Regions from separate parts of the Homo sapiens genome. Here region 1 is linked to region 2. A link is a loop called in an ENCODE intact Hi-C map of the cell type or tissue named here. Cell type or tissue: endothelial cell of umbilical vein. All regions are shown on one strand. Links, peaks and the distances in the headings refer to the core of each region. The heading gives the core; the rest is flanking DNA.

Region 1 (16,604 bases), core at 3,509-11,508, 51 kb after region 2:
ATGCCTTAGCCAGAGCAATTCGACCAGAAAAAGAAATAAAGGGCATCTAAATTGTAAAGTGTGTTAATCTGTTCTGGTGGCGCTATAAACACATACATAAGACTGGGTAATTTATAAGGAAAAGAGGTTTAATTGGCTCATAGTTCTACAGGCTGTACAGAAAGCATGATGCCAGCATCTTCTTGGCTTATGGTGAGAACTCAAGGAGCTTTTACTCATGATAAGTGAAGGCAGATTAGGCATATCACGTGGTGAGAGTGGGAATAAGAGAGAGAGAGAAGGGGTGCCACACCCTTTTAAACAACCAAATCTTGGGTGAACTCAGAGCTAGAACATACTCATCATCAAGGGGATGGTGCTAAGCCATTCATAAGGGATCCTCCCCGATAATCCAAACACCTCCCACCAGGGCCCACCCCCAGTACTGAGGATTACATTTCAAGGAGAGATTTGAGGGGACAAACATCTAAACCAAATCAGAAAGAAATAAGTAAAATCTTCTCTGTTTGCAGACAGTGTTATCTTGTAGAAAACTTTAATGATGCTACCAAAAAAATACCTTATAACTAATAAAATAATTTGGTAAAGTTGCAGAATACAAAGTCAACATATAAAACATATCAACATATAAAACATATCAACATATAAAATCCTGTTGTGCTTCTATACACTAACAACAAACTACCCAAAAAATTTTTAAGAAAACAATTTCATGTACAATGGCATCAAAATAATAAAATATTTAGGCATAAATTTAACCAAGGAGGTGAAAGACATACACTGAAAACTACAATTCACTGTTGAAACAAATTAAAGAAGACACAAATAAATGGAAAGACATTCCACGTACATGAATTACAAGACTTAAAATTGTTAAACGTTCATACTACCCAAAGTTATCTACAGAGTCAATGCAATCCCTATACAAATCCCAAATGAATTTTTTAAGTTGATATATAATTGTATATATTTTTGGGGTGTATGTGATATTTTGATACATGTATACAATATGTAATGATCAAATCAGGGCAATTGGGATATCCATCACCTCAAACATTTATCTTTTCTTTGTGTTATTATTTTCAATTATTCTCTTCTAGCTATTTTTTGGTTTTTCTTTTGTTTTTGTTTATTTTTCTTTTAGCTATTTTGAAATATACAATCAATTATTAACTAAACTCTCCTTATTGTACTATCAAATATTATAACTTACTCCTTCTATCTAACTATATTTTTGGTTTTGTTTCTTTTTTCTTTGTTCGTTTGTGTGTACATGTGTTTCTTAAGACAAAGTCTTGCTCTGTCACCCAGGCTGGAGTACAGTGGTGCAATCTTAGCTCACTGCAACCTCCACCTCCCAGGCTCAAGCCATCCTCCCACCTCACCCTCTCAAGTAGCTGGGACTACAGCTGTGCACCACAATTTCCAGCTAATTTTTGTATGTTTTTGTAGAGACAAGGTTTTGTCATGTTGCCTATGCTTATCTCGAACTCCTGAGCTCAAGGAATCCACCAGCCTTGGCCTTCCAAAGTGCTGGGATTACAGGCGTTAGCCAGTGCACCTGGCCCTAACTGTATTTTTGGACCCATTAGTCAACCTCTCTTCATCCTCCCCACTTTCTAGCCTCTGGTATTCAATATTGTACTCTCTATCTCCATGAGATCCATTTTTTTAGCTCTCACGTATGAGTGAGAGTATGTGATATTTATCTTTCTGTGCCTGGCTTATTTCATGTACCATAATGACCTCCAGTTCCATTCATGTTGCTGCAAATTACAAGACATCATTATTTTTATGCTTGAATAATATATTTCATTGTTGTATGTATCACATTTTCTTTGTGCATTCATCTGTTGATGAATACTTAGGTTGATTCCATATCTTGGCTATGGTAAATAGCGCTGTAATAAACATGAGAATGCAGATGTCTTTTCGACATACTGCTTTCCCTTCTTTTGGATATATACTCAGCAGTAGGATTGCTGGATCATATGGTAGTTCTATTTTAAGTTTTTGAGGACTCTCCATACAATTTTCCATAGTGGCTGCATTTTCTTCACATTCCCAACAACTGTATAAAAGCCCTCACCTTTCTCCATATTCTCACCAGCACCCATTATTTTTTGTCTTTTTGTTAACAGTCATTTTAACTGGGCTGAGAATATTTCATGGTAGCTTTGATTTGCATTTCCCAGATTATTAGAGACACTGAGCATTTTTTTCTTATACCTGTTGGACATTTGTATGTCTTCTTTTGAAATCAACTGACTTTTTTACAGAAATAGAAAAAAAATCCTAAAATTCATATAAAACCACAAAGGAACTAGAACAATCTTGAGAAAAAAAAAAGAACAAAGCTGGAGTATCATATCAAAGTATAATATCAGAATTGGAGCATCATATCAAAATACATTACAAATCTATTTGTACTAGTACTGGCATCAAGACAGAACAATGGAACAGAATAGAGAACTCAGCAATAAATCCACACATATAGAGTCAATTGATATTCAACATGAGTGTCAAGAATATATGACAGGGTAATAATTGTCTCTTCAATAAATGGCGTTTGGGAAAACTGGATATTTACATGCACAATAATGAAATCGGACCTTTATATTAGACCATACACAAAAATAAACTCAAAATGGATTTAAGACTTACATTTAAGACCCCAAACTGTAAAAGTTCTAGAAAGAAAAAAACACACAAGGGAAAATCGTCATGACATTGGTCTTGGCAATGGTTTCAAGGATATAACACCAAAAGCACAGTCAACAAAGAATAAACAAGTGCAGTCAACAAAGAATAAACAAGTGAGACTACATTAAACTAAAAAGCTTCTGCACAGCAAATGAAGTAATCAACAGAGTGAAGGGATCACATACAAAATGGGAGAAAATATTTGCAAACCACATATCTATGAATGGGTTAATATCCAAAATATATAAGGAACTTCTACAACTCAATAGTTTAAAAAAAAAACTAAAAACCTGATTCAAAAATTGACAAAGGACATAAATAAACATTTTTCTAAAGACATATAAATGACTAACAAGTACATGAAAAAATGTTCAACATCTTTAATCACCAGGGAAATACAAATGAAAACCAGAATCAGATAGCTAACACCTCACACTTATTAAAATGACTTTTATCAAAAACTAGAAACAAAAGATAACAAGTGTTAGTGAAGACATGGAGAAACTGGAACCCCTGTAAACTATTTTGGATAATGTAAAATGGTGCAGTTGCCATGATAAACAGTATGAAGTTTCCTCAAAAGATTAAAAATAGAACTATCATGTGATCCAGCAGTCCAACTTTTGAGTACTTATCCAAAAGAATTGAAAAAAATTGAAAGAATTGAAATAGGCTCTATAAGAGATATTGTACTCCCATAATACATTGCAGCATTATTCACAAAAGTCAAAATGTGGAAACAACCTAAATGTCCATCAACAGAGGAGTAGATTTTTAAAGTGTTATAAACACAGAATGAAATATTATTCACCTTAACAAAGAAGGAAATTCTGCCATATATAGCAACATAGATGAGCCTTAAGAACATTACGCTAAGTGAAGTAAGCCAGCCACAAAAACACTAATAGTACATTTGTGTACTTTTAGGAAGTATCTAAATTAGTCAAACTCATACAAGCAGGAAGTATAATAGTGGTTGCCAAGGGCTGAGGGGAGGAAGAAATAAGGAGTTGCTGTTCAACGGCATAAGATTTCAGTTACTCAAGATTAATAAATTCCAGAGATATGTTGTATAACATTATGTCAATAGTTAGCAATACTGCATTATACACTTTAAAAATGTTGTCAAGAGAGTGGATCTCATGTTAAGTCTTCTTACCACAATAAAAAAAAATTAACTCCAATATGTCATAAGCCTAAATGTTAGCACTAACTAAAGCAATAACACTCTTAAAAGAATACATAAGAGTAAATCTTCGGGCCTGTAATCCCAGCACTTTGGGAGGCTGTGGTGGGCGGATCACAAGGTCAGGAGTTTGAGACCAGCCTGGCCAATATGGTGAAGGCCCGTCTCTATTAAAAATACAAAAAATTAGCGGGGCATGGTGGCAGGCGCCTGTAGTCCCAGCTACTCGAGAGGCTGGAGTAGGAGGATCACTTGAACCCTGGAGGCCGAGGTTGCAGTGAGCCAAGATCGTGCCACCACACTTCAGCCTGGGTGACAGAGTGAGACTCCATCTCAAAAAAAAAGAGTAAATCTTCATGACCAGGGGTTAGGCAAGGCTTTCTTAGATACAACACCAAAAGCACAATTGAAAAAAGAAGAAAAAGATAAACTTGGCTTCATCAAAATCAAAGACTTTTCTGCTCCAAAAGGCATTATTTGAAAAATAAAAATAAAAATACACCTTCAGAATGGGAGGAAATATTTGCAAATAATATATCTGATAAGATACTTTTATCTAGAACATATAAAAGAAACACAACTCAATAATGAAAACATAAATAACCCAATTTAAAAATGGGCAAAATATCTAAATAGACATTTCTCCAAAGAAGATATACAAATGACAAATAATCACATGAAAATATAAATGCAAGTCAAAACCACAGTAAGACAGCACTTTACACGCACTAGGGTGGCTATAACCCAAATGATGGAAAGGGAAAGTGTTGAGGAAAGTGTGAAGAATTTGGAACCCAGATGGTGGCAGTGTAAAATGGTGCAACCACTTAGGAAAATAATCTGACAGTTACTCAAAATGTCAAACACAGAGTTACCATTTGACCCAATAACTTCACTCCTAAGTATATACTCAAGAGAAATGAAAACATACCCACTCAGATGCTCATAGCAACATTGCTCATAGTAGTCAACAAGTGGAAACAACCCAAGTACATAGTGTTAAGTGTTCTTACCACAATAAAAAAATTAACTCCAATATATCATAAGCTAAATGTTAGCACTAATTAAAGCTATAACAAGTATTCATCAACTGGAGAATAGATAAGTAAAATGTGGTATATCCCTTCAATGGAATACCATTCAGCAATTAAAAATAGGAAGTACTGAGAGATGCCACAACATGGGTGAACCTTGGAAACAATATGCTAAGTGAAAGAAGCGAGTCACAAAGAACCACATAAGGCATATTTATATAAAATGTCTAGAAGAGGCAAATCTATAGAAACAAAGAGTAGATTCGTGGTTGCCTAGAGCCGGGGAGATTGAAGGTAAGAGAGGACTGACTGTGTACAGGGTCTTGCGAGGGTGATGAAAATGTTCCAAAATTGATTGTGATGGTCACACCACCCCGTGAATATACTAAAAGCCACTGAATTGTACACTTGAAATAAATGGATTGTATAGTATATAAATTGATTTATAGTATATAGTATATAAATATCTCAATAAAGGTGTTAGATAAGTTACGGAGGTTGTCATTCTCAAGACCATGCAGTGTAGGCTCAGCAGAGGTCACTTGCTCAACCCCAACATTGAGCACTTCCTTAAATTTTCTGCCCTTAGATGCCTTGCTAGCCCCTCGCTCTAGTCTTGGCCCTGGCCGTGTGAATTCATGAGGCATTACATGAAAGGTACTTAACATATACACCTACTATGTACCCACAGAATAAAAAGTAAAAAGGTACTTAACATGACCACATACCAAGTGCTTAGTAAGTGTTTGTGGTTATGATTATTAAACATCAAGAACGTGCCAGTCTTGGGACATATAAATAATAGCTAAAGTGTACTGAGTACATGAACCAGGCCTTATTCTAAACACTTTCTATGAAGATTAGATAATTGCCCAAATACATCCACTAGTAAGTAGAGCAGCCTTTAAAAAATGTACAGGGAGCCTGGCTCCAGTGCCACTGTATTAAACTGCATCATTAGTGAGAGTGTAAAGATGGTCAGGATACATTCATTTTAATTAGTAATTCATTATGAACCATAAAGATGTTCATCAAGACTATAACAGCGTAGCAGTAAAGATGAGAAATCCCATTGGTTTACAGAGAATTGTAAGTTCATCTGAGGATGGGCAAGACTTCAGAAAGGGTTCATTCCCTTACCACCACTACCTGCAAGTTTCAGGATGGAAAGGAGCTTGCTGGGATGAAGAAGCGAAGAGAGAGCATTCCGAGTAGGCAGAGTAAAAATGAGTAAGAGCGAGTGCTGAAACCAGTCTAGCAGGTTCAGGAAATGGAATTCTGCTGTGGAGCCTGTAGAGTGGCACAATGCTGGCGCTTAGAGTTACCTAACAGAGCTCAGTGTGAAGGGTTTTCTACACCATACTGGAGTCAGAGCTTTGTTCAAAAATGAAGAGGAAGCCAGCAGAGGTCCTAAAGCAAGAGTAAAGCACACAGATAGGAGGTGGGGAGATCTTTCACAAAGAAATTAGATTTGACAACAAACGATAGACAACTATCTCTTAGACAAGCTGTCTCTTGATACGCCATAGTAATTTACTGACTTTAAAGCTCCCTTACTGAAGAACTTGAAAAATATTGAGCTTTCCCTTTGGATATTCATGACAACTGCTTTCATAATTTCTTTTATGTGGTTAATGCAATGTTTTCTATTTATAAATGTACTATAAACTCAATGAGATAAAAAATTATCCTTTCATATGCCACTGGTTAAGCATTCCATTTCAATCCCCCATTCCTTAGCCCAGATCTTAGTTTCAAGCATCATTTAAACAAAATTAGTTCAGGGTCAACAAAACAGTAGTTTTTAAATTTATCTCAAACATTATGTAGCTGACTAAACAAGCTTTCTTGAGAGTGCTTTAGGGTGAGACCCTTGTTTATCTGTTTGAAATTTCTGACCCACATGCTTGGCTGCAGATCAGCCAGGAAAGGAAAAATGATTTCTATCAAACTCACTTCTAAACAACAGCTCAATTCCCAGGATGTGAAAACACCATCTCTTACTTGCATCTGACCTTCTACCACCAGTTTCCTTTTGTCAACAATAGACTCTGCTAGTTCTGACACTGTTCCCTCACTCTGGGCAGCTGGTGCAGAGGTTAAGCACAGAACTGGACTGTTTGTATCAAGGAAATTCGTGGAGCTTGTTCTCCTGCCGCTATAGCAGCTGGTATTGCCTGGTCTAATGTCCCTTCTTTGATTTCATTGTTAAGCCCTCAGGCTCTTTACTTGAAATTTGTAACAGGGCTGCTTCTTACAAGCTACCTGAGATACAGAAGGGAGCTATGCAAGAGACAGTGATTTATTTCACTCTTTTTCATAACGGTTCTTTTTCCATCACTAAAGGATCTGAAATACTCTTTGGAGCATGAAGTATGATACAGTTTATGGATTCATAGATCATTGGGTTTAAAGAATACCTAGAGTTTTCTGTATGGCATTCGTTCTGTGACAAGTTTGGCCTGAAACTAATAGTCTAGTCATTGTTGCAACACTTCCATTGATGAGTCACTCTCAAGGTGGCTTGTTCTATTTTGGGATGGATATAATTTTTCAAAAATATTTCTCACTCCATTGGTTGGAATTGTTTGTCCTTCCATAGACTGACTGTAAAATATCAAAAGATTATATTATCTCTCTGTTTTTTTCTTTTCCAGGCTACACTAGGGTCATGGTCGAATCCATATTTTCTGTAGATTACTGTTTCCTTATCTTTAAAGTACTGACATTTTGCATCTTAGTAAAGCATCGGTTTTCTAACCTAAGAAAAAATGGAAGTGATAACATTAATACCTTCTATATTGTGTTATGAGGGCCAAATAAAATAATAAAGATGCAGTTACTATAAAAATATAGCATTCTCCAATGTCCTATATATGGTATCAGTATTATTAGAAATATAAATACCCCTGTAAAATCTCAGCTCAGATAATATTTTACTTAGAGCAAATTACTCAGTAGTTATCCAAAAGAAACTGAGCTCAACAATCTAGTCTTAACATGAGGAAAGAAGCAAAACTGTCCCTCAATCACTTCGATTAAGGCAAGAAATATTTTAATGAGTCCTTAGTTTGTGCTAGGCACTGTTCTAGAAATTAAGGATGCCAAAATAAGCAAAGTAGATAAAGTCATCCCTAAAGGAATTTATTTATTTATTTGAGATGGAGTCTTGCTCTGTTGCCCAGGCTGGAGTGCAGTGGTGCAATCTTGACTCACTGTAACCTCCACCTTTGGGGTTCGAGTGATTCTCGTGCCTCAGCCTCCCAAGTGGCTGGGACTTAGAGGCATGTGCCACCACACCCGGCAAATTTTTGTATTTTTAGTAGAGATGGAGGTTCACCATGTTGGTCAGGTTGATCTCAAACTCCTGACATCAGGTGATTCACCCACCTCAGTCTCTCAAAGTGCTGGGATTATGTGGCGTGAGCCACCATGCCCAGTGGAATTTATATTTTAATGTGGGGCCTGGTAACATATAAGTAAACATATTTGATGTTGTTAAATGCTATGGGGAAAAATGAAGCAGGTTAAAGAGTGTAAACGAGGAGATACTATTTTGTATACATTGAATAGGGAAGACCTCATTAATAAGGTGACATTCGAGGTGAAACCTGAAATAAATGAGATAGTCAGCTGTGTGGATACCCGGGGAAGGCATTTTCAGAAAGAGGAGATCGATAGTGCGTGCAAAGCTCCTGAGAGCAGGAAAAGTGGCTGCGGCACAGCAAATGAGTGGGGAAGTAGTAGGTGATCTAGGACCCTGGTGAGGACTCTGAGCTTCCTTCCAAGTGAGACAAGAAGTCACTGGAGGGCTTTGAGGACAGGAGTGATGTGACCTGATTTAGGTTTTAAGAGGATCACTATCCTACTCTGTGATACATAGACATCAGGGAAACCAGTTACAAAGTATTCCAATAATCTATCCAACAGATCATGTTAAACTGAACCAGGATAGTATGAGTATATATGGCTAAAATGCTCAAATTTATGGTATATTTTGAAGGTAGAGCCATTAGGATTTGCTGATGGATTGGAAATGGGATGTGAGAGAAAGGAAGGAGTTGAAGATACTCCAGGGTTTTTGCCCTGCACAATGGGTGGGTTAGAAATTACAGAGCATTTGGAATTCCACACCGAAAGGAAAGGGAGAAAAAGTTCAAAATGTAAACCATGGTTAAATTGTGAAAGACTTTGTACTTCATGCTAAAGAACTTGGAATTTGTCCTGCAGGCAGTAGGTTTTATGCATACAAAGTGATGTGACAAGTTTGTATTTCTTAAAAGTAACTCTAGAGGGACATGCAGGATGGAATAAAATGGGGTAAGACTAGACGATGATAGATTAGGACAATATTGTAATAGTCCAGGTGAGACATAGCACCACCAGGTAGCAGAATGATCTTAGTGTCTGCTGGCCTAAAAGCAAGGTTACTATAGACTCACTGGGGAAAGGAGATAAATGATCTTAAGAACCAAGTGATGATCCAAGTGATGGCAAGCAGATTCCAGTGTGTCCCGCTTTATCACTTGATCAATGCATCCCTTGCCTGGACAGTTCTGGAGATATATTGATCAGCCCATTTCAAAACATTCACATTTCTCCAGGAAATGTTCATTGAGTGCTTCCACCAGTTAGGTAACAGGCCAATACTTGACCTAGACTCTATGGTTTAAAAAGAAAATAGATGGGATTGGGAATCAAAATACCTGAATTATTCAAACCCCGCTACTGCAGAATAAACAAACCTCATTGAAATATTTATTGGTTACCATACATATGCATTATTATCCTCACATCCATGTTTCTATTCAGTGATCATTCTCAGGCATATGGTATATGTCAGGATTGAACACACTTTGAATTGAACCTTTTGTTTAAGAGTGATGAGGTGGTAAATTGTTTTCATGTTGCAGCTCAGTCAGAAATATTTTTTACTGGCCTTTTGCTGAACAAGGAAAATATCCACTAATCATGCAGGTAAGCCTTAGCATTTTGTCAGTTTTCTTGTATGCACAGGTAAAGTCAATGATGAGTATTTTCAAGCAGCAAGAATTCTTGTTTACAGTTTATATGTACTGAGTGAACTTATCTCTTCTTTCCTACCTAAGTCTAGGCCAAAAAACGCTTCAATTTTTTTTAATTGGATGTTAGCCTGTTGCTTTAAAAAAAATAAACTTTACTTTTAGAGCAGTTTTCGGTTCACAGCAAACTTGAGCAAACTACACAGAGATATCCCATATACTCCCCCCACATACACATAACATCCCTCATGATCAAAATTCCCCACCACGGTTGTACATTTGTTATAATTGGTGAACCTACACATTATTATCACCCAAAGTCCATAGTTCACATTACGGTTCACACTAGGTGTTGTACATTCTATGGGTGTAAATGAATTTATAAGGACGTGCATCAATCACTGTAGTATCATACAGAGCAGTCTCACCTCCCTAAAAGTCCTCTGTGCTTTGCCTATACATCCTTCTCTCCCTCTTTTCCTCATCTTTTATTGTCTCTATAGTTTTGCCTTTTCCAGAATGTTATATATTTGGAATCATATAGTATGTAGCCTGTGCAGATTGGCTTCTTTCACTTAGTAATATGCATTTACATTTCCTCCATGGCTTTTCATGGCTTTATAGCTCCTATCTTTTCATGCTGAATAATACTCCATTATCTGGATGTACCATAGTTTATTTGTCTACTGAAGGACATCTTGGTTACTTCCAGCTTTTGACAATTATGAATAAAGCTGTTATAAACACTAGTCTTCAGGTTTTGGTGTAGAAATGTTTACAGTTTATTTGGGTAAGCATTAAGGAGTGTGATTGCTGGATAATACAGTAAGAGTATGTTTAGCTTTGTAAGAAGCTGCCAAACTGTCTTTCAGAGTGCCTGTACTATTTTGCATTCTGCTCCAAAATGAATGAGCACTCTTATTGCTCCACATCCTCACCGACCAGCATTGATGTTGTTGGTGTTTCAAATTTTGGCCATTCTACTAGGTGTGTAGTGGTATCTCAGTGTTGTTTCATTTGCAATTTCCTAATGACGTATGATGTTGATTTTTTTTGTATGCTTCTCTGCCATCTGTATACCTTCTTTGGTGAAGTGTGTGTTTAGAACTTTTGTAATTTATGAATCAGGTTGTTCATTTTCTTTTTGTTAAGTCTTAAGAGTTCTAAGTACATTTTAGATACCCTCTATCAAATAAGCCTTTTGCAAATATTTTCTCCTAGTCTGTGGCTTGTTTCTTATTCTCTTGTCTCTTATTCTTTTTTGGTCTTTCATAGAACTAGAATTTTTGGTTTTAATGAAATCCCACTTATCAATAATTACTCTCCTGAATGGTGTCTTTGGTGTTGTGACCAAAAAGTCATCACCATACCCAAGTGTCTTAGTTCATTCAGGTTACCGTAACAAAATACCATAAACTAATTGGCTAACAAACAATAGAAATTTATTTCTTAGAGTTCTGGGGATCCCTTGATCTTGAAAATCAATGGGCCAGCCATCCAGTGTCTGGATAGGGCCCACTTCCAGACTCCCAAATGGTGCTTTCTTGCTTTGTTCTCACATAGCAAAAGGAATGAGACAGGTCTCTGGGACTTCTTTTTTAAGGGTGCTAATCTCATTTGTGAGGACCCTGCCCCCATCACTGAATCACTTCCCAAAGGTCCCACCTCCTAATACCATCATGTCAGTTACTAGGTTTCAACATATAAATTTTGGAGGGCACAAACACTCAGACCATAGCACCAAGGTCACATAGATTTTCTCCTATGTTACCTTTTAGAAGTTTCATTGTTTCCATTTTAATTTAGGTATATAATTTATTTTGATTTAATTATTGTGAAGAGTGTAAAGTCTGTATCTAGATTAGTAATTTGGGTTTTTTGTTGGTTTGTTTGTTTTGCATGCAGATATCCAGATGTTACAGCATCTTTTTTTGAAAAGACTATCTTTGCTACATTGTATTGCCTTTGCTTTTTTGTCAAAGGTCAAAGATTATTTATGTGGGTATATTTTTGTGCTCTCTATTATGTTCCATTGATCTATTTATCTGTTCTTTTACCAATATCACACTGTCTTGATGAGTGTAGCTTTATAAGAGGTCTTGGAGTTGGATAGTGTCAGTCTTCCACCTTCTTCTCCTTTAATTTTGGGCTATTATTGGTCCTTTGGCTCTCTATATAAACTTAAGAATCAGTTTGTCAATATCCACAAAATAACTTACTGGGATTTTTATTGAGATTTCATTAAATCTGTAGATAAAGGTGGGAAGAACTAGCATCTTGTCAATATTGAGTCTTCCTATTCACAAATACAGTATGTCTCCATTTTTTTGTTCTTGTTAGGTTTCTTTCATCAGAGTTTTGTCATTTTCCTCACATAGATCTTGTGCATATTTTGTCAGATTTAAATCTAATGATTTCATTATTTAGGGAGTTAAAATAAGTGGCACTGTATTTTAAATTTCAAATTCTACTTGTTCATTGTTGCTATATCAGGAAGTGATTGACTTTTGTATGTTAACTTTGTATACTGCAACCTTGCTCTAGCTGCTTATTACTTCCAGAAGGTTTTTTTTAATTTTTTCCAATCTTCTACATAGATGACCACATTATCGTGAACAAAGGCAGTTTTATTTTTTTCCTTCCCAATTAGAACACCTTTTATTTTATGTTATTGTCTTATTCCATTAATTAGTATCTCCAGGACAATGTTAAAAAGGAGTGGTGAGAAGAGACACCCTTGTCTTGCTCCTGATCTTAACAGAAAAGCTTCCAGTTTCTCTCCACTAAGTATGACGTTAGCTGTAAACATTTTATAGATGGCCTTTATTAAGTTGAGGAAGTTTCCTTCTATTCCTAGTTTGCTGAGAGTTTTTATTATAAATGGATATTGTATCATAAATGGGTGATATAATCATGTATTTTTTTTCTTTGGCTTATTCCTGTGATGGATTACATTAATAGATCTGCCAAAGTTGAACCAGCTCTGCATACCTGGAGTAAACCCAACTGGTTGTGGTGTACAATTTTTTTTTAACCTTGTTGGATTTGACTTGCTAATATTTCATTGAGGATTTTTTTATCTATGTTCATGAGAGATATTGGTCTGTAGTTTTCTTTCTTGCAATGTTTTTCTGACTTTGGTATTAGGGTAATGCTGGCTTCATAGAATAAGTTAAGAAGTATTCCCTCTGCTCCTTCTAGAAGAGATTTCAGAAAAACGACATGATATCTTGCTTAAATGTTTGATAGAATTCACCAGTGAACCCATAGGGACATGAAGCTTTCTGTTTTGGAAGGTTGTTAATTATTGATCCAGTTTCTTTAATAAAAATATAGGCCTATTCCTGTCATATAGTTCTTCTTGTGCAAGTTTGGCAGATTGTATTGTTCAAGAAATTGGGTCTGTCTCATCTAGATTATCATATTATGGGGTTATAGTTGTTTGTAATATTCCTTTACTATCTTTTTAATATGTGTGGGATCTGTATTGGTGTCCCTTCTATTATTTCTGACATTAGTAATTTGCGTCTTCTTTCCTTTTTGCTTAGTAAGCCTGGCTAGAGGCTTATCAATTTTATTGATCTTTTCAAAGAAACAGCTTTTGGGTTGGTTGATTTTCTCTATTAATTTTCTGTTTGCAATTTCATTGATTTCTACTATAATTTTTCTTATTTCTTTTATTCTGCTCACTTTGGATTTAATTTGCTCTTCTTTTTCTACTTTCCTAAGGTGGAAGCTCAGATGATTGATTTTACATCTTTCTTTTCTAATACATGCATACAACGCTATAACTCTCCCTCTGAGCACTGCTTTCGCTGTACTTCACAAATTTTGGTAAGATATGTTTTCATTTGTAGTTAGTTCAAAGTATTTTTTAAATTCTTTTGAGATTTCTTCTTTGACCTATGTGTTATTCAGAAGTGTGTTGTATAATCTCCAAGTATTTGGGGATTTTTTATCTTTCTGTTATTGATTTCTAGTTTAATTCCACCATGGTTTGAGAGAAGACATTTTATAATTTCTATTGTTTTAAGTTATATTTTATGATCCAGAATGTATTCTATCTTGTTGGTTGTTCCATATGAGCTTGGAAAAATGTATATTCTGCTGTTTTTGGATGAAATAGTCAATAGCTGTCAATTTTGTCCAGTTGATTGACGGTGTTGTTGAGTTTAACTGTGCCATTACTGATTTTCTGCATGTTGGATCTGTTCATTTCTAATAGAGGGGTGTTGAACTCTCCAACTATAATCATGGATTTATCGATTACTCCTTGCAGTTCTATCAGTTTTTGCCTTATGTATTTTAATGTTCTGTTGTTAGGCACATACACATTAAGAATTGTTATGTCTTAATGAAGTTTTGACCTCTTTATAATTATGTGATGTCCCTTTTAATTCCTGATAATATTTCTTAATCTGAAGACTGCTTTGTCTGAAGTTAACACAGCTACATCAGCTTTCTTTTGGTTAGTGTCAGCAAGGCATATCTTTCTTCATCTCCTTACTTTTTTTTTTTTTTTTTTTTTTTGAGACAGAGTCTCACTCTGTTGCCCAGGCTGGAGTGCAATGGAGAGCAATGTTGGCTCACTGCAACCTCTGCCTCCCAGGTTCAAGGGATTCTCCTGCCTCAGCCTCCTGAGTAGCTGGGATTAGAGTTGCTCACCACCACACCCAGCTAATGTTTGTATTTTTACTAGGTATGGGGCTTCACTCCATGTTGGCCAGGCTGTTCTAGAACTCCTGGCCTTAAGTGATCTTCCCACATTGGCCTTTCAAAGTGCTGGGATCACAGACATGAGCCACCATGCCCAGCCTCTTCATCTCTTTAATCTATAATATGCCTTTATATTAAAGTGGGGGTTTTGTATCCAACATGTAATTGGGTTTTGCTTGTTGATCCATCTTGACAATCTCTTTCTTTTAATTTGTCTGTTGAGACCATTCACATTCAAATTTATTGTTGATAGATACAGAGAAAGATGGTGGAAAAGGATTTTCCAGCAATTATCCCCCTGCAGAAATTTCAATTGGAACAACTATCCAAGCATAAAAATGCCTTCACAAGAGAGAAAAAACAAACAAAGAAATGGGAGATGACAGAACCTGGTTGTAGCAAAATAATAAGAAAAGATGTATTGAAGAAGGCAAATGGGACACTTACACATTATCTCCATCACCCCCGCCTAACCCCAGGCAATACAGCATAGAGAGAGAGAAAGAGAGAGACACTGTCCACTGGGTAAAAGAGAGGGCAGTGAGCACAAGACTGCCTTGAACCCCAACGCTGGGCCTATTGTAGTAAAACTCAGCACCAGGCAGACCCCCACAGTTTCATATTTCAAACCAGTACCCATGGATTGAGCCTAAAGACTCACTAAAATGCCAGGCTGAACTACATAGACATAAGCTTCAAGCTTATGACAAACTCTAACCCCAGACCACACAACAGCCGGCCAACATCAGTGGCCCTGGGCTCCAGACAGCCCTCAGCATCAGGTAGGCTTCAGTGGTCCCTAGGCTTCAGGCACATTCCATTGCCATGCTGGCCGTATCTAACCCAGGCTTCTGGCCTGCCCAAGTGCCACACCTGCCAAACAGGCCCTAGGCTTCTGGCAGCACTGTGCCAGCTGCAGCTACCTTGAACTTCTAGTGTGCCCCAGCACCATACCTGCTACAGGGCCTTCCTAGACAAAACCAGTCTGTAAAAATTGGAATAAGGACCTAGTCTTTCAAATACTCAGACATCAACACTCAACCACAGAATCAAGAACAATCAGGAAAACATAGCATCACTAAATGGACAAAATAAGAAGACAGTGGCTTTTTATTGAAATTGAGATATATGAACTACCAGACAAAGCCATTCAAAACATTCCATCCAACAGCTATAGAATACATTCCTCTCCACTGGATATGGAACATCCTCCAGGTTTGATCATATGTTAGGCTACAAAACTATTCTTGACAAATTTAAGAAGATGAAATCATATCAAGTATCTTTTCTAACCATAACCGTATAAAACTAGAAATCAATAAGAGGAGCAATTTCTGAAAACTCACAAATATGTGGAAATTAAACAACATACTCCTGAACAATTTTAATGAAAAAATGTTAAAGAAATTTTAAAATTGTGGGGACAAATGAAAATGGAAACACAACATATCAAAACCTGTGGGATACGGCAAAGCAGTTCTAAGAGAAAGTTTATAGCAACAAATAAATACGTAAGAAGAAAAATCTCAAATACACTACCATTGCACCTCAAGGAACTAAGAAAAACAAGAACAAACTAAGCTCAAAGTTAATGGAAGGAAAAGGCCGGGTGTGGTGGCTCATGGCTGTAATCCCAGCACTTTGGGAGGCTGAGGCAGGCAGATAACTTGAGACCGGGAGTCAAGACCAGCCTGGCCAACATGGCAAAACCCCATCTCTACCAAGAAATACAAAAATTAGCTGGGCATGGTGGCACGTGCCTGTAGTCCCAGCTACTTGGGAGGCTGTGGCATGAGAATCACTTGAACCCAGGAGGTGGAGGTTGCAGTGAGCTGAGATCATGCCCCTGCACTCCATCCTGGGTGATAAAGCAAGACTCTGTCTCAAAAAAAAAAAAAAAAATGCACACATACACGGAATAAAATAACAAAAATCAAAGCAGAA
Region 2 (16,604 bases), core at 3,325-11,324:
ATGAAGCCTGAAACAAGGGTGGTCTCTGGCTCTGTATCCATGTTGTTTCATAAACTGGGTTGGTCAGGATGAATAATGTCCTACTATCCACAACCAGAAGAATATCTGTGAAAGGGCAACAGAACCAGGGCCCTTAAAGTCTGTCAATTACCCTCTACAAACTCATTGTGTATACACATGGATTATTTCTAGTACATCTAGCCAGATTGTTTCATTTCAACTCTACCCATTATTGAGCTTTGGATGACACTGGAATTTTCTGCCCAAAATATAGGGATTCTCCCTCTCTGAGCAAGTCAGCACACAGTTTATGGCAAATAATAAATACAGCAGTTTCCCTTTGTCATCATACTTTCTTTGACACAAGTAAAGCTGGTGACTCAGAATTGTGGGCCCACGTCGTGGGGATATGGCTGCAACAGAAGAAAAATGAACAAGTCCTGAAGATAGGAAAAATCTGCAAAAGAGCTGATTCAGAGAGGACAGGCTATCTATCACCAAAGACCTTTCTGACCCAAGGTCTGCTGATATCATATAAGAAATAAAGGACTGAGAAAGTCACAAGGCCTAGGACTATGCTGAATAAGATAGAGAGGTGCAGATTTTGCAAAGGCCTGTATTATCAAAGTTTTCAGACCTCTCCTCAAGAGTCGAAATGGTCAAGTGTATACCTTGGAAGAAAATACTTATACAGACTTGGGTGAATGGGAAGTTGTTATTGAGTGGGTAGGGTCCGTATAGTTTGAGACGATGAAAAAGTTCTGGAGATAAATGGTGGTGACAGCTACATAAAAATGTGAATGTATTTAAGGCCACTGAAATGGTACACTTAAAAATTATTAAAATGGTAAATTTTATGTATTGTATATTTTACCACAATAAAAAACCATATTTACAAAAAGCATTTCAGTAGCAAACAGTAACTAGTTTTGTAAAGCAAAAATTTAGAAAGTGGTCAGGCAATGTTATGCCCATTTAATGCCTGTTTTTAAAAAGTGAAGAGTCTTGGCTCTAGAACTAGGTACTGGTTTCATATCAGAGCATCTGAGCTTCACCTTTCACTAGTTCTGTGACATTAGGCACATTATGTCATTGTTCTAAGACTCAGTTTTCTCATCTATAAAATGGGTCAATTATATAACATGTCATGTTTAGGATTGCTGAGGGGGTAAATGACATTATCCACATAAACTGCCTGTGCTGTAAGTGTTTGGGAATTCTTAACTATAATGTTGTTATCATTATTGTGTTGTTATTGTTGACAACTAAATTCAGACATTACTGAATTGTCTGAACACAAAAGCCTTCAACACAGTTCTTAGGAGGAGAGAAAGGTAAGAGCACACAGTTAAATCAATAGGAAATTTATTAAATGCATATTATAATTCAATCTTCTGCTAGGTACTGGGAAAAAGAAAATGAACGAAAGACAAAAACACACCATAGGCCCTAAAGAAGTTTACAACCTCACTGAGGAGATAAAGTAGATACATGACACATTTCAACAGTGTCGAGTGCATAACAACATTCAAGGTCCTTCACTGGTGCCACTCTTGGGAGAAGAGAAAGCCCTTCCAGGAATAACATGCTGTGGTATTTAGGTATTCAACAGGCACGTGTCTGGTGTCAGCCAGTCTTGGCCTCAGATCCCACCTCTACCCCTGCAAGTAACCTAATCTCTCTAAGCCTCAGCTTCCTCATCAACACAACAGTGATAATATGGGTAACTAACTCAGAGGGTTGTTTCAAACTTTAAATGAGATTGATGCGTGCAATGAATTTAGGACTTAGCACAGATTAAGCCATCAGTAGAAATTACCTTATTTAATAAAAAATCTAATATGGTAAGCACTGCTTATTCTTATGCAAGAAAATCAGGCCTCAAAAGATTAAGGGACTCACCCAGTGTCTAGCTAGTACATGGCAGAGTCAGGAATCCAATCCAGATGATAGGACTCCCGACCCAGTGCCCTCTCCACGGTACCAAAACCACCTCTGTGCTGTTAATGTTAAGTGAGCACTGAGAGAAATTCCTATGGCAATTGAGAAGATGGTTAAAACAATGTCAATAAAGTGGTTAAAAAAAAAAAAAACCTCATGAATGAAGTAAAACAGAAAAAAAAAGGTAGGATATTATTCAAAACAATGTTATTGGAGACTTCTTTTCCATACACTATCTCACTGAATCTCTACAACAATCCTTTGAGACATAATTAGCCCCATTTTACTGTTGAGAGAAATGAAACTTGGAGTGGTTAAAACAAAAACTTATAGAATGTGCCAAGATTAGTAAGAGGAAACATTAGGATTCGAACTGATAGAATCAGTTCTATCTGATTTCAAAATCATTGCCTTTAATCAAAGAGAGAAGATTTCCAGATGAGAGAAAAAACATGAGTTCCTTACTAATTTTTTAGGTGAATAACAAAGACTGAGTGTGAAATAAACAGAGCAAATTCAGGGAGATGGAGTACAGGCAGGGAGGACCCAGGAAAGGAGGGGAGGAGGAAAGGAATCTGTGAGGTGGATGGAGACGACAAGAGTAATAGCTTAGAGAGAGAGCACCCTTTGGTTTCCTTTAAATCAAGGAGACTTTTGCTTATACATTCTCTTTATTCCAATGAATTTGAGCAGAATCTTCCTCCTTTTAGATGTCTTTTTTTCTAAGAATTTGATTTTAATTTCTGTGGCTAACTCCTGCCAGATAATTAGTATCCAGGGGGATGCAGGAAGAGTTCATTTACCTCCTCAAAAGAAATGGTTCAATCCTGAATCATAATGGAAACTGACTCACTGCAGAATCAATCATGGTGATGACCAAGGCCATAGCGGTCTCACTGAAGGCCAGAATCCCTGACACTGCTCATTCACAATACACTAAGATAAAAGTTCAAGGCGGTGACTAAGAGCAACTCTGAGACTATGTTTAAACAAAAGGTTGTATGGGTCTGTGAGCTCAACTTTATGGACATCTTTAAAGAAGGCCTCTAAAGGCTTTTGAGAAAAAGAATTGGCCTTTGAATATCTTGAATTTTAATTAAATTGAATGACCTAAATACAATTTATTGTAGAGTACAGGAGATATCTTTATTTAAATAGAAATCACTATTGATTTCTACATTTTGTAGGGGCATGTTATTAAGCACTTATCTGTGAGTCCTCCAAAGAACAATCTTTCATCTGACCAAGCTATTTTAAAGACTGATCTCTAAACACGTGAGAGAAGGAAGCAGAGTCTAGTCTTCTCACCAATGACTCTGGGAAATAAGATGAGGCTCCTTCCAGGAGCTATCAGGCATCCAGCCTCAGGAGTAGCCTATATCCTTCAAGAGAATTCAGAAGGGATTCATGGGGCACCAGGCTCTGCTTTTACTTTTCCCCAGCATTCTTTCCATTCTCCTGCAATGACAGCAACAGAAAAACTTCTAATCTACAGAAATTCTGCACCTTCCAAAAACTTGATCTATAGATGCCAAAAACCTGCATGGGCAGAATCGTCCAGTCCTGATGAGAAACAATGATGAGGAAGGATCTGAGTTGGAGCTGCTTCCTTAGGATCTGCAAGCTGAAAAATTGCTTCTCAACAATCCCAATGGTTAAGTATCATCAGGCAACCAGCTCTTTCCCTGCTGCCGCATAAAAGACCGTCCCCTGTAGAGAAGACAAATGACCCAGATACAATTTCTGGTGATTCCTAAAGTCAAAGTTTCCTTTGCCTACTCTTGGGTAATTAAGTGGTTGTTGCCCCAAAACAATAAATAGTATTTCTACCTCTGTTTCCTGGTTCACTCTTCTGACCAGTATATTGGAATAATGGACTTAGTAATAAAGACACAAATCCTGAAGATTTAAATTGCAGATCCAGAGCTTTCTAATTCCATTTAATGTGATAACCTCAGGCATTTGGGTCAACAGAACCTGGCAAGAGCACTCCAGGTTCTAGGTTCTAGATCCAGATTTCCTTGTGAAGAGACAATCTAATCAGTTCTGCACTATGATCACAAGTCACCATTGTTAAGTTAAATAAAACTCTTTTTCTTAGTAATATAAACTTATGTTACATGCTATATAAATTGATGTTCCACCCTTGAATATGCTTCTTTATATATATTTATTAACCACATAAAGCTAAAAAACATAAAAGCTGCAACATAAATATTCTTCCTAGGGGGTTTTTCTGCATAGGATGAATTGGCTGTGGTGTCTCTAAATGCAATTTAAATAATGTTTGGACTAAAGGTGGTTTCTTTTCTTGGGTAATATCTCTGCAGCAAATAGGAACATTCCTCACATGTCCAAGAACCTCCCGTGTTTAAAATTGTATAACCTTAAGTTTTGTAAAGAATAACCACAATCTGCCATATCCTGAACCTGTTCTGCACTTACATAACAGTTCCCAAGCAAGATACCACACTGAACTAGACAAGAAATTTAAAGAAGAGCATACTGGTTTGTATGCCATTAGTCTCTAAGACACAAACAGAAAGACTGAACAATTAGGTTAGGACTATAAATTTGGCCTTCACTATTGTCCTAATCACTGTCATCAACATTCAAAAATATCTGTGAAATATATACATGTATGTATATAGGGTGTATGTATACTGTAGAACCCAAATGAGGAACCAAAATATCTGTCAGTATAACTCATTATTTTTTATAATGATTTGGATCTTAGATATTTTGAAAAAACCAATCTTTTCAAAGTTAAGTTGTGTTTTGTTTAAAATGTGTTTTAAAACTATGCTGAGAAAAAAAATTGTGATAAAATCAGGAACATAGCCGGGTGCAGTGGCTCACGCCTATAAGCCCAGCACTTTGGGAGGCCAAGGCGGGTGGATCACTTGAGGTAAGGAGTTCGAGACCAGCCTGGCCAATGTGGAGAAAACCCATCTCTACTAAAATTACAAAAATTAGCTGGGTGTGGTGGCATTTGCCTATAGCCCCAGCTACTTGGGAGGCTGAGGCATGAGAATTGCTTGAACCCAGGAGGTGGAGGTTGCAGTGAGCCAGGATCGCACCATTGCACTCCAGCCTGAGCGACAGAGGGAGACTCTGTCTCAGAAAAAAAAAAAATCAGAAACACTAGTTTGAGAGTTTGTTTATTAATTGCATGCCTACTGTGTTCCAAGAACTGTATTACATGCTGGGAATATAAGATAAAATATGCCATCCTTATTTTTTAAGAGTTCCAAGATTAGACACACTGTCTCTCTCATTCTCTCTCTCTCTCACATACACACACATCCTGCACAGGCTAGTGAGTCCTAACGCACAGGTATAAATGAGCAATTCATTGGGCACATGAAGGAGGAGGAAGAAGAGCACACAAACCACAGTGATTAGGAAGACATATCAGAGTTGTTAGAGTCACCAAAGTATAAAAATGATGTAACTAAATCCTAATCAGAGGATGGGCCAGAAAGCCAAAGAACATATGTAGTGCATCAGCCAAAATGGTGGAGAGAGCCTTGGAAATTTACAAGGCCAGAACCCTCATGTTAGGGTTTAGGCATGAAGAAATTAAGTGACTCATTAAGGTTATAGGAGTTAGAAATTTGGAGCATATAGATGAGGTTAATTTAAACACGTACGCAAGTGCATTTAATTAAGTTTATAAGAACCTTCACATTGATGAGGATATTTTGTAAACAGATCTATCCCACTACAGAGGAATCAAAGGCAAAAGAGAAGGCCTTATAATCTTTGCAACTAAAGAGACCTTGAGTCTAAAAGTATCAAAATCAAGGGCTGAGATTTGGCTTTGAGTCCTCTATGTCTATGATGAGTTCAAGGTTTCTGCTGTCCTCATAGAGAAAACTAAGAGTAATGATTAATGGCAATGACATTTAACCAAGAAATTCTATGTATATCATTGGACTTTGCTTCATATACAATCCCCTATATATATGTGTGTGTGTATGTATATTACTGAAGGTTAGCAATTCGTGGTTAGGTGGTTTTTTATATTGTTTAATTATGTAATTATGTTCATTCATAATTTGTGTTAGATTGTTTTTAAAAGAGTTTATTTTATAACAAAATTAATCAATTGAATAATAATTCCCTCTCTATTGGCTGCCTTGGAGGAAGTTCAGATTATTGACTCATGTAGCCAATGTTAGACACTATTGTTTCCCTGGTAATAGCTATTTGAGATGCAGAGATAATATCAAAGATAAAATAACGTGTCCTGTGAAAGTCTAGGCCAAGGATACAAGAACTTTCTCATACAAATCTGGATTTATGGCTTCTCTTAAAGAGGTGAAAGCTTTAACAAGGCCAGATTCACATTTCCGAATGATAACAACCGGCAAAAGCCAAGTTGCAGCTGCCCCTTCTGATGGTATGAGAACTCTGGTTCACCTCCATTCTCACAAGCCAAGATGAATATTTCTGACCTGGCCCTGTAGACATTTGAGTTTATGATCCCTGTCATAGTCTTATAGACTTAAATCCAGAATTCCAGCAAGCATCACAGATGTTTAATGTTCTCATTCTTTAGAGAAAGGATTTATTTTTATTACATTGGAATAAACTCCACTGCCTTTTTGAAATGTTTTAGTCCTTTGAATTTTAGCCAGAAATTGGAATGCTGACAGTCCTCATTTGTATTAGTGAACTACCTTGTTCTATCAATTTTAGTTTATTATAGAAAATGGATTTGAGAATCTCTAGACTCTAAATTTTAATTCCTAATAATAAATCCATAGCTTTCTGCTCTACCTCTTCTAGCATAATTAAGAAGGAAAGTTAGTATTGGAATTATTGAAGAGTTTGAAGAACAGCTACTTAGAAATGATAATAAACACTTATGTATCTAGTTTATCACCAAAGCAAGACATCCCACGACATTCAGTAATTAATAGTATGACCTATATATTATTGGGAAAATTAATGGAGTACATATTTCAAGTAAAATCCATTTAGTAAATGAAAAATGTTTTAGTTCCACACCATTATCCTCAAAAAGAGGTAAGCCAAAATGAATGAATTGATTCAGTCAGAAAGAGGAATAAGAATCACATAGTTAAGTATGAAGGCTGTTAGAGTCATTTTCACGACATCAGAACTCTGAAGGCCTTTAGGGGTCATGTGGGTAGAGGCTTTCAGGATTAGGAACTTCAGACTCTCCATCATTTGATTTTTTTTTTCCTGCTTTCATTTCAGAAAATAAAACAAAACAAAACTCTTTGCAAATTCTCGCTTAAAGGTTAAGAAACTTTGCTTATTTCTCCTAATTTGGGTATTTTCCCACCTTCCTGAGATGTGCTGTAAGATATCAAAAGCTCAAATATATCATCAAGTAATTTTTATGTGGAAATACTTAAGGCAAATCAAGAAAAAACATGTCAAATTCAAGAAGCTTTGGAATTCTTGAATATGCCCCTATGAAAGCATTGCAAAATGTTAGTGTTTCTCTTTTGAGACAATTCCACAGCATTTTGATGCCTGACCCAGACACACCTCCTACGTAAGTTTCCCTCTCTGGTCAGTGTCATCTCTATTCAACAGACAGGAACTCCAAAGTTCACTCAAGCATTTTAATGATCTCAAGCTGGGTAGCAAGAGCCTGGGGGCTTTTTCTGAGTCATATGGAAACTGCTGCAGGGTGACAATCAGAACCTTACAGAATTATCAAGTGTGAAATGAAGGCAACACCAAAGGAAAGAAATTCTCACTATTTTCCAAGGTAGTGACCTTTTATCTTCTCCACTTCAAAACTTCATTTTGTGACTACGATGCCTATCAATTACAGAGGTCATTTAAACTCTCAAGAGAAAGAAAGAATTCCACCTTGCTAAGCAATCCCTGAGCTCAAAGCTTTGATCACACTTCAAAAGAGAACATCTCACACCAAGATCACCCTCTCTTTTATTGGAGGGACAGGACTGATCTGCCAGTGAGAACAACTGCACGGCTCCAGAGCATCTCAGAGGGTCAGTCTTCCAGGCAGCTGGTTTCTTCTCCCTCTTTTCCTTCATCTGGAATATGAAAGAGTGAATCAGAAAACAATCTCACTCCACACTAATAAAGGAGTAAGTTGAAATAAGGCCTCTAAATGGAAAGGAGACACTAACGAAACACACCCTCCCAAAACCAAAAGGATGAAACCATTTAGAATGGTAGGTAAAGGGTTTCAGCAGCAGTCAAGGAGGCTGGAAACAACCAACAATGTATGTATCCCTCAACAGTCATGAACCTAAGACTCTCAATAATTACTCAATCACGAGGGAGTAAGTGTAGTACATTGGCAAGACTCCAAGCTTTAGAGTCTGAAAGACCTAAGTTTAGATACTGGCTCTGTTGCAGATGGCTTTGTGCTTTGAGTTACTTCATTTCTTTGCATTTCAGATTTCTCATCTCTACATTCCTTTTATAATATCTGTCTTTCAAGATTGTTGTAAGGGTTGAATGAGATAATACACCTAAAAATGCCAGACACATTCATTGCTTAATGGATGGTAACTATTGTCATGATTATTTGTAGCGTTAATAAATAGGTGAGAACTATCAGCTCTCTTGCTCTTTCTTTGTTGCCCCTATAGCATGGCATAAATTTACAGTACTCCCTTTGGGTTTCCTTTTCCATCAAAGTCAAGCTCTGTCATATCCTGTGGCTGAGGCAGGAACAAAAGAGCTAAATATATAAGAGTCAGAGCAGGAAGTTTGGGGCAATCTAAAAAGTGCACCTCTCCAACTGGGTGAAGTGAGTACCTGGAACATGGACCTAACTGTATGTGTAAGAAGATGGAATTTTTCTCTAAAAGAAATGTCATTTGTCCTGAGATATAAAATGAAGCAGACTTTAGACGAAGGAAAGAGAATGATTTCCTGGACTCTCAGGATCCAAACTTGGAGCTTAGGGAAGAGGCTGGTTCCAGGCAGTGCAGAAACCACTTAGGAACTAACTTGTTTGAGGTGAGACATCCACATCTGCTGGAAAATGTGTCTGGATGTGCATATGTGCATGTGCATGAACTCATGAGCAGGGCCCCGCTGGGTAGTGACAGGAGTCAAACCCACACTGGTGTGCAGGGGCAGCAGCGGAGGCTGACACAGAGAGCAGGACTTTCTCTTCCAGCTCTTCTTCCAGGGGTGTCAGCAGCAGCTGACATCTTAGCTCAGTGGACGAGACTTCCCCAGGATCCCAGATTTCTAGATATCAGCAGTGGCACACCACCTACTCAGCTCCAGGAAACTACCTCTGTACTGCCAGCAGACAAGGGCAGCACCAGCATGCCAGGTTGCCAGTGTTTCAATAGTGACACCATGTGGCAGTGACAATCAGACTTCCTACTTGGCTAAGCCAATTTCTGGTTTTCTTTCCTTGACCTGAATCTTTGGATTGACTAAGAACTTTTTCATTATCATGGGACCAGATACCGATGAGGTAAGAGAAACTTGTCACAATAGGTGAGATGGTGAGTCAATAGTTTAATCTGAATGTAAAATACGACAATGTGTGTGCTGCAAACTGGGGAGATGATGAGGGAATCACAGTGCTGGAGAAAAATACCTGGAAAGCACGTTAACAGAGGACAGGCCGTCCTCTCCCTAAGCACAAAGAAGTGTGGGAAGCAATAATAGGAGCACCATGCCAGTCAGCAGAGGAGGACAAGAGAAACCCTAAGAGCAGACCAGATAGAGTGGCTTTGGCAGGCAGACCAGCAGTCAGCCTCGGAGAGCACTGGTAGAAAGTGGTAGCCCCCATTTCACAGGACTGAAGCTCAAGAACAGACTTCAGTGCTGGGTGGGGTGGAAGAGCAATGATAACAGAGAAAAACAAGCCCAAGTCATTGAGGGCTGGGGGCAGGTTAAGCTATGAAGACAAGGACCTCGGACACAGGATCTGGATCAGGAACACACTTATTAGAACACAGCCAGGCCCTGGTCTCAGGAGTAGAAAATAAGGTACGTTCATTCATCTACTCAGCAAATATGTAGAGTCCTACTATATTTCAGGTACTATTATAGGCAGTACTCTTTAGGAGCATCCAAAAATCCCTGCTCCCAAAGAGTCTGCATCCTATCAGGGGAGATGGACAACAGATTAAATAAGAAAATGTACAGCAGATGGTGATTCATGCAATGGAGAATAGGAAAGCAGGGAAAAGAGAGAGAGGACATGATGGGGGACAGGGTATATGTTAAATAGGATGGCCAGGGAAGGCCTGAGAAGGTGTCATGTCAGCAAAGACACAGAAGAGGTGAGGAAGTGAGTGGCATGGCCATGTGGGTACAAGAAGGATAGAGGGAGTAAGAGCACAGAGGCAAGAGCAAAGCGGGCCTGCCTGCAAAAAGGCCAGTGTGGCTGGAGTGGATGGAATGAACAGGTGAAGAGTCAAGGAGGCCCGAGAGTTGTGGGGTCAAATTGTGTGGGGCCTGTGGATCACATGGACTTCATGCTGAGGGAGATGGAGGCCTTTGGAGGGCTTTGGACAGAGAAGTTGAGACAAGGCAGTCAGGCATGAGGGCAGCAGGGGCAGGCTGGTCAGAAGGCTGTGAGAGCAGCCCAGGCTGGAGGCGAAGGTGACTAGAGCCAGTGGGCTTGCCATGACAGTGCTGAGATGTGGCTGGATTCTGGATGTATTCTGAGGATGGAGCCAACACAGTTTCCTGACAGGTTGGTTGTGGGATATGAGAGGAAGGGAAGAGACACATGCATGGCCCCCAAGTTTTTTGGCCTGAGACACTACCTAGATCTTTTTTTTTTTTTTTTTGGAGACGAGTCTCGCTCTGTCGCCCAGGCTGGAGTACAGTGGCGCAATCTCAGCTCACTGCAAGCTCCGCCTCGTGGGTTCACACCATTCTCCTGCTTCAGCCTCCCAAGTAGCTGGGACTACAGGCGCCCACCACCACGCCCGCTGACACTACCTAGATCATGAGTAGGTCAGGCTAGCCCGGGCAGCAATATTACACTGTTCTGATTCCCCTGAGTCCCTTAAACCCCCTAAACCCACCAAGACACCAGATGCCTGCAAGCAGGGAGTTACATTTGGTTACAAGCCATGAAGGTGAAAAGGATAAGAAAAGTCAAATCATCGTAAAACCTCTATTTCAGATCCTGTAAGGCCAATGGACTTCTGTCCCCTTGGTCACAGCTGCTACATGAGGTGGCACTAATGTCCCCTGAGACCAGCAACACATAGGCAGTCAGGTTATATTGTTCTGCTTTTCTCTGACCTGTCACCAGAAAAGCAAATAAAACAGTTCTAGACACATGGTCCTGAAGCATGCTTTGTGAGAGGGCATGAACACATGGCAAGCACAAACTTTCCTCATGCATATTCTCCAATGAGCTATAAGTCAGCAATCTTAGGCTGTCACCAAATCGATCCCTTTCATAACTAATCATGTTTTGCTAACCTTCAGACACACGTAAGTAACTGACCAATTCCACTTACCTCAGGCATTTTTGTGTGGCCCACTGAGAACCTTTGTCCTAACCCCCTGCAACTGTCAAGCCGTTTTGAGAGTGTTGATCTTGCAGGGCTTTTCTCCACCTCCAGCCCCACTCCTACTCCTCATTCCTCCCGTCTCTACTTTCCTTGAACTGAACTGACCAGTACAATCCACATGTCTGGTACAAACTTAGCCTCTTTTTCACAGCCCCATTGCTTACTTCTCCTTTCTTGCTTTTTAAGGCCCGTTACCATCTTCATCCCTGGCTTCCTACTGGTATTTCCATTAATGAATGTCCTCTTCAAAACAGCCCAACAGCATAACTCCTGTATGGTGTCATTGTAGGGTATGCTCCACCAGTTTTCAGAATAGAGCAACTCTCTTAACAACTCTTCTTCCATTATCCCAACACACACACACACACACACATGCATGCACTCACACACAGACACACACTTCATATGTCCTTCATGTCTGTTACTTTGTGACATCAGAGCTCCCACTTACCAATTCAGTTTGAAAGCTACATTATAGCCACAATTCCCTCATAGGAATGGTCACCTCTGAGAAATTTAAGATTCTCCTTTTTGCGTCTTTGCAGAGGTTGAAAAGGTGAATCAATCCATGAAAACGCTTTGCTCTTGAGCTCTCTGGGGACATTCTTGCAAATATACTGGTGCTCTCTGTGCTTTGGGGTATACTAAGTAGTCACCCTTTTATCTCCAGAAGTTTATTTTTAATGAAATGCTGACATTTTAGCATTTCATTGCATATCTGCATTCTAGGGTATCTGTCAATAGTGACAGGACTCAAGAAAGCATGAAAAATAATCCACTCATTATCAGTCCTTTGTTGAATTTAACTACAATTGTTATACCCTTGAAACAGATTTTAGTTGGTAATGGAAAATCAATACAAATAATAAGAGATGGTTTAATCTCCTTAGGTATGTTGTAACTCACGTCATTGCACACATATTCATTGCCCTACAAACATACTCAGAGAATGACATTCTAGAAAGAAATGCAATGCATAAAGAAAATAATATCAGGGTGCAGATAAAGGACAGTAATTCCTCTGGCAAAAACAAAATGTCCTTTCGGGGCATATGTGCCAGTCATGCCTATGTGGTAAAGTAAAATTTGGGCAATTTGTCTTATTAAATTGTTCACCCAACAACCATATCTGTCTCAAATGATGAAAGAAGTCAACACTGTGTGTCAGGCTGCCTTTTGAAGCATGGTTCCTGACCCTTTCCAGTGTTGGCAGTCTTGTAGCAGTGATCTTTGACAGACATCAGATTTCATATAACTTTCTTCTCCACTCTAACAAAATGTGCTTCTCTGCTGTACTGACCCAGGAAGAGAAAGCTTGGGTACAGTCACCAGTCCTGGGTTCTAGAAAATTCAATAGCCGTTATCACTTTAGGATAGAATACATATTTTTTCTGGTAGCACCAAAATTTGCTATTGAACAAAATACTTTACATTCATATTTTCCATGCCTGTCACATCTTGCTATTGGCCTAAGATGGCTTCAGAGAACTGTCAAAAGATAGCCTCAAGACAAGTGAAATAAGCCAGACACCAAAGGTCAAATACTGTATGACTCCACTCACATGACATATCTAGAATAGGCAAATTCACAAAGACAGATTGTAGAATGAAGGTTACAAGGAGCTGGAGGGAGCAAGAAATGGGGAGTTATTATTTAACCTTCACAGTTTCTATTTGGAATGATGAAAATTTTTGGAAATAGGGGTGATGGTTGCACGACATTTTAAATGTAATTAATGTCACTGAATTTTACACATAAAAGTGTTTAAAATGGCTAATTCTATGCTATATGTAGTTACCATAATTTGTTTTAATTTTGAAAAGATAGCCTGAAGAAACTGAGGTGGAATTTTCCCCTCCACTTTAATAAACAAGGGTTTTCTCTACAGCCACCCCTAAAACTAAATTAGTAGAGTTTGCATCATTGCACAGAAAAGATTCCTATCCCCATGCCAGCAAATGATAGAGGTATTTGTGCTCCTCTTTATAGGTTGGAAGCAAAAATCGTTCAGAAATTTCCTCCGGATACAAAATTTATATATACATACATAAATTATTTATCACCGCAAGCTTATAATGGAAAAACATCATGTATTTGGTTCACCCATCGCCATCTGTGCTCCCGCTCCCTAGAGGGAGCTTCTTTTAAATGAGTCTCTGGTAGTTACCTATGAAGCCCTACATAGTATGCTTAAACCACTATTTCATGCTGTATCATCTCTACCAATTATTTGTAACTTCCTGCTGTAAGAGATAAATGATAGCTCACTTGTACCACCTCCCACCGCCTCTACCCTTTCCCTCACAATACAGTTGCATCGCTGTTCTCAGTTCCTCCCACTGATTGCCTCTACAACCTCAGACTTAAATCTCCATTTATTACTCAAACAGACAATTTCTTTCGGCTCCCTATTTTGGAACTGGAGATATTAGTGATTCTCTCTTCCTCTCGCCTTCCACTCTCTTTTACCTCCTAACATCTATCAACTCTAGTTTCACTTGTATGTGGTCCAAGCTAAAAGTAGTTATGATGGTAAAATCTATGTTTTTTTAACGGGATTATTGCAAAAGTTGAATACCAGTAAACAGTGTTTGCATTATAGTAATCAGGTAAGTATTGTTATCTTTAGGAGCACTGGGCATGCTGGAAGTATTCTTCCTTCTCTCAGATCTTAATGCCATAGCCACTTTGACACTTGGAGAATAATCCTGAGATTTAGTTCAAAAAGATTCTTCTGCTTCATACTCATCAATTGCTAAATTCACACTTAGTTTGCTACAGATATGAATCATATCTGTCTTATATATTAGGTTGGGGCAAAAGTAATTGCCATTACTTTTAGTTTGCAGTTAAAAGTAATGGCAAAAACCTGCCAGGCACAGTGGCTGACACCTGTAATCCCAGCACTTTGGAGGCCAAGGTGGGTGAATCACATCACAAGGTCAGGAGTTCGAGACCAGCTTGGCCAACATAGTGAAACCCCGTCTCTACTAAAAATAAAAAAATTAGCCGGGCTTGGTGGCTACTTGGAAGCCTGAGGCAGGAAAATTTTTGGAACCCAGGAGGCAGAGGTTACAGTGAGCTGAGATCATACCACCGCACTCCAGCCTTGGCGACAGAGCAAGACTCTGTCTCAAAAAAAAAAAAACAGTAACGGCAAAAACCACAATTACTTTTACACCAACCTAATAGATTGGTTGGTTGGTTGGTTGGTTGGTTGGTTGGTTGGTTGGTTGATTGGTTGGTTGGTTGGTTGATTGGTTGGTTGGTTGATTTTTATTGAAGTTCCTAACACCCTTACCTTTTCTTCTTGCCTTCTGTGCCTTAATCAGTTTCCAGGGTTTCTCAAACTCACTCTATTATCTATTCCATCATACACCCTTTATTCCAATGACCTACCTTGCAGTGCCCTCCATATTTCTGTTCTATATGGACTCAGCCTATTTCACAAGTGCCTTTTCACTGAGCTCCTCTGTTAGATCCATCATTTGTTTGTTTGAAGTTTCCACCTATTCTCACAATTTGCTCTAAATCCTCTAGGGTTATTCATTTCTGGTTTTATTTTTCTTTTTGTGGGTGGTAAGAAGAGATCTTTTATGTTTTTATATTTCCTAAATATCTTGGGATTCTTAGTGGTCTATTTATATCTGTTTCAATAAAAATTGTTCCTGATTAAAAAAACTTACAACAAATCAGGTATAAAAGGAACATATCTCAACATTATAAAGGCCATATAAAGGCCATATAGGACAAGCCCACATCTAATATTGTACTCAATGGTGAAAAGCTGAAAGCTTTTTCTTTTATGTTATGAACAAGACATGGATGTCCACTCTCACCACTTTTAGTTACTATAGTACTGAAAGTCCTAACCAGGGCAATTGAGCAAGAAAAATAAAAAATAAAAGATATCCAAATCAGAAAAAGAGAAGAAAATTTTATCTGTTTGCAGATGACAAAGCCTTATATATAGAAAACTCTAAAGCCTACACCAAACAATTGTTAGAACTAAAAAACAAATTTACTAAAGTCACAAGATAAAAAATCAGCATACAAAAAACAGTTGTAGTCCTATCTGCTAACAATGAACTATCCAAAAACATCAAGAAAACAATCACATTTACAATAACATCCAAAAAGATAAAATACGTGAAAATATATTTAACCAAGGAGGTAAAAGAGCTATACACTGATAGCTATAAAAGATTCATGAAAGAAATTGAAAATGACACAAATAAATGGAATGATATTCCATGTTTATGAATTAAAGAAATTAATATTGTAGAAATATCTATACTACCCAAAGCAATCTACAGATTCAATGCAATCCTTATCAAAATACAAATGACATTTTTCATAGAAATAGAAAGCATAATCCTAAAATTTATACAGAACCACAAAAGACCCTGAATAGTCAAATCAACCTCAAGGGAAAAGAAAAAAGCTGGAGAAATCACACTACCTTATTATAAATTATATTATAAAGTTACAGTAATCAAACAGTATGGCACTGCCATAAAAGCTGATAGACCAATAGAACAGAATAGAAAGCCCAGGAATAAACCTACATATCTACATTAAATTGATATTTGACAAAGGTGTCAAGAACACACAATGGGGAAAAGATAGTCTTTAATAAATGATCTTGGAAAAACTGCACATCCACATGCAGAAGAACAAAATTGGACTCTTATCTCACACCATATATAAATATTGACCCAAAATGAATTAAAGACTTAAATGTTAGGCCTGGACCTGTAAAACTACTAGAAGAAAACAGAGGGGAAAGTCTCTATAGCATTGGCCTGGGCAGTGATTTTTTGGCTATGACTCCAAAGGCACAAGTAACAAAAGCAAAAATAGAAAAATGGGATTGCATTAAACTAAAAATCTTCTGTAAAGAAAACAATCAAGAGTAAAAAGACAACCTATAGAATGGGAGAAAATATTTGCAAACCATACATCTGGTAGGGGGTTAATATCCAAAATATGTAAAGAACTCCTGCAAATTAATAGTAGGAAAACAAATTTTAAAGTGGGCAAAGGACCTGAATAGACATTTCCCCAAATAAAACATACAAATGGCCAACAGGTGTATGAAGAAATGCCCAACATTACTAATTATCAGAAAAATTCAAATA

Evidence for each region. A loop is a pair of places that touch in the nucleus more often than their neighbours do. Peaks named below come from ENCODE experiments on the same cell type or tissue, not always from the same donor. Only the 100,000 strongest peaks of a DNase experiment are listed, where the experiment ranks them.
Region 1: it touches region 2 in a loop (2.8-fold over the local background); 2 of 110 quality-filtered maps call a loop at or near these places.

The regions. Positions count from the first base shown.
Region 1 is chr11:109,908,042-109,924,645 of GRCh38, forward strand. No RefSeq gene overlaps it. Among named protein-coding and RNA genes, the nearest start is that of LINC02715, 92 kb to the left of the region's middle. In endothelial cell of umbilical vein, for the core only: no CTCF peak of the experiment used is centred there; a DNase peak (open chromatin) is centred at 6,950; H3K27ac peaks cover 1,823 bases.
Region 2 is chr11:109,856,735-109,873,338 of GRCh38, forward strand. It overlaps LOC105369483 (a long non-coding RNA gene), which reads right to left and starts at 3,853. Exons shown (of 3, transcript XR_948003.3): 1 at 3,772-3,853; 2 at 3,481-3,651; 3 at 2,825-3,399. RefSeq lists enhancers at 2,715-3,914, 7,380-8,023, 7,608-7,757. In endothelial cell of umbilical vein, for the core only: no CTCF peak of the experiment used is centred there; no DNase peak of the experiment used is centred there.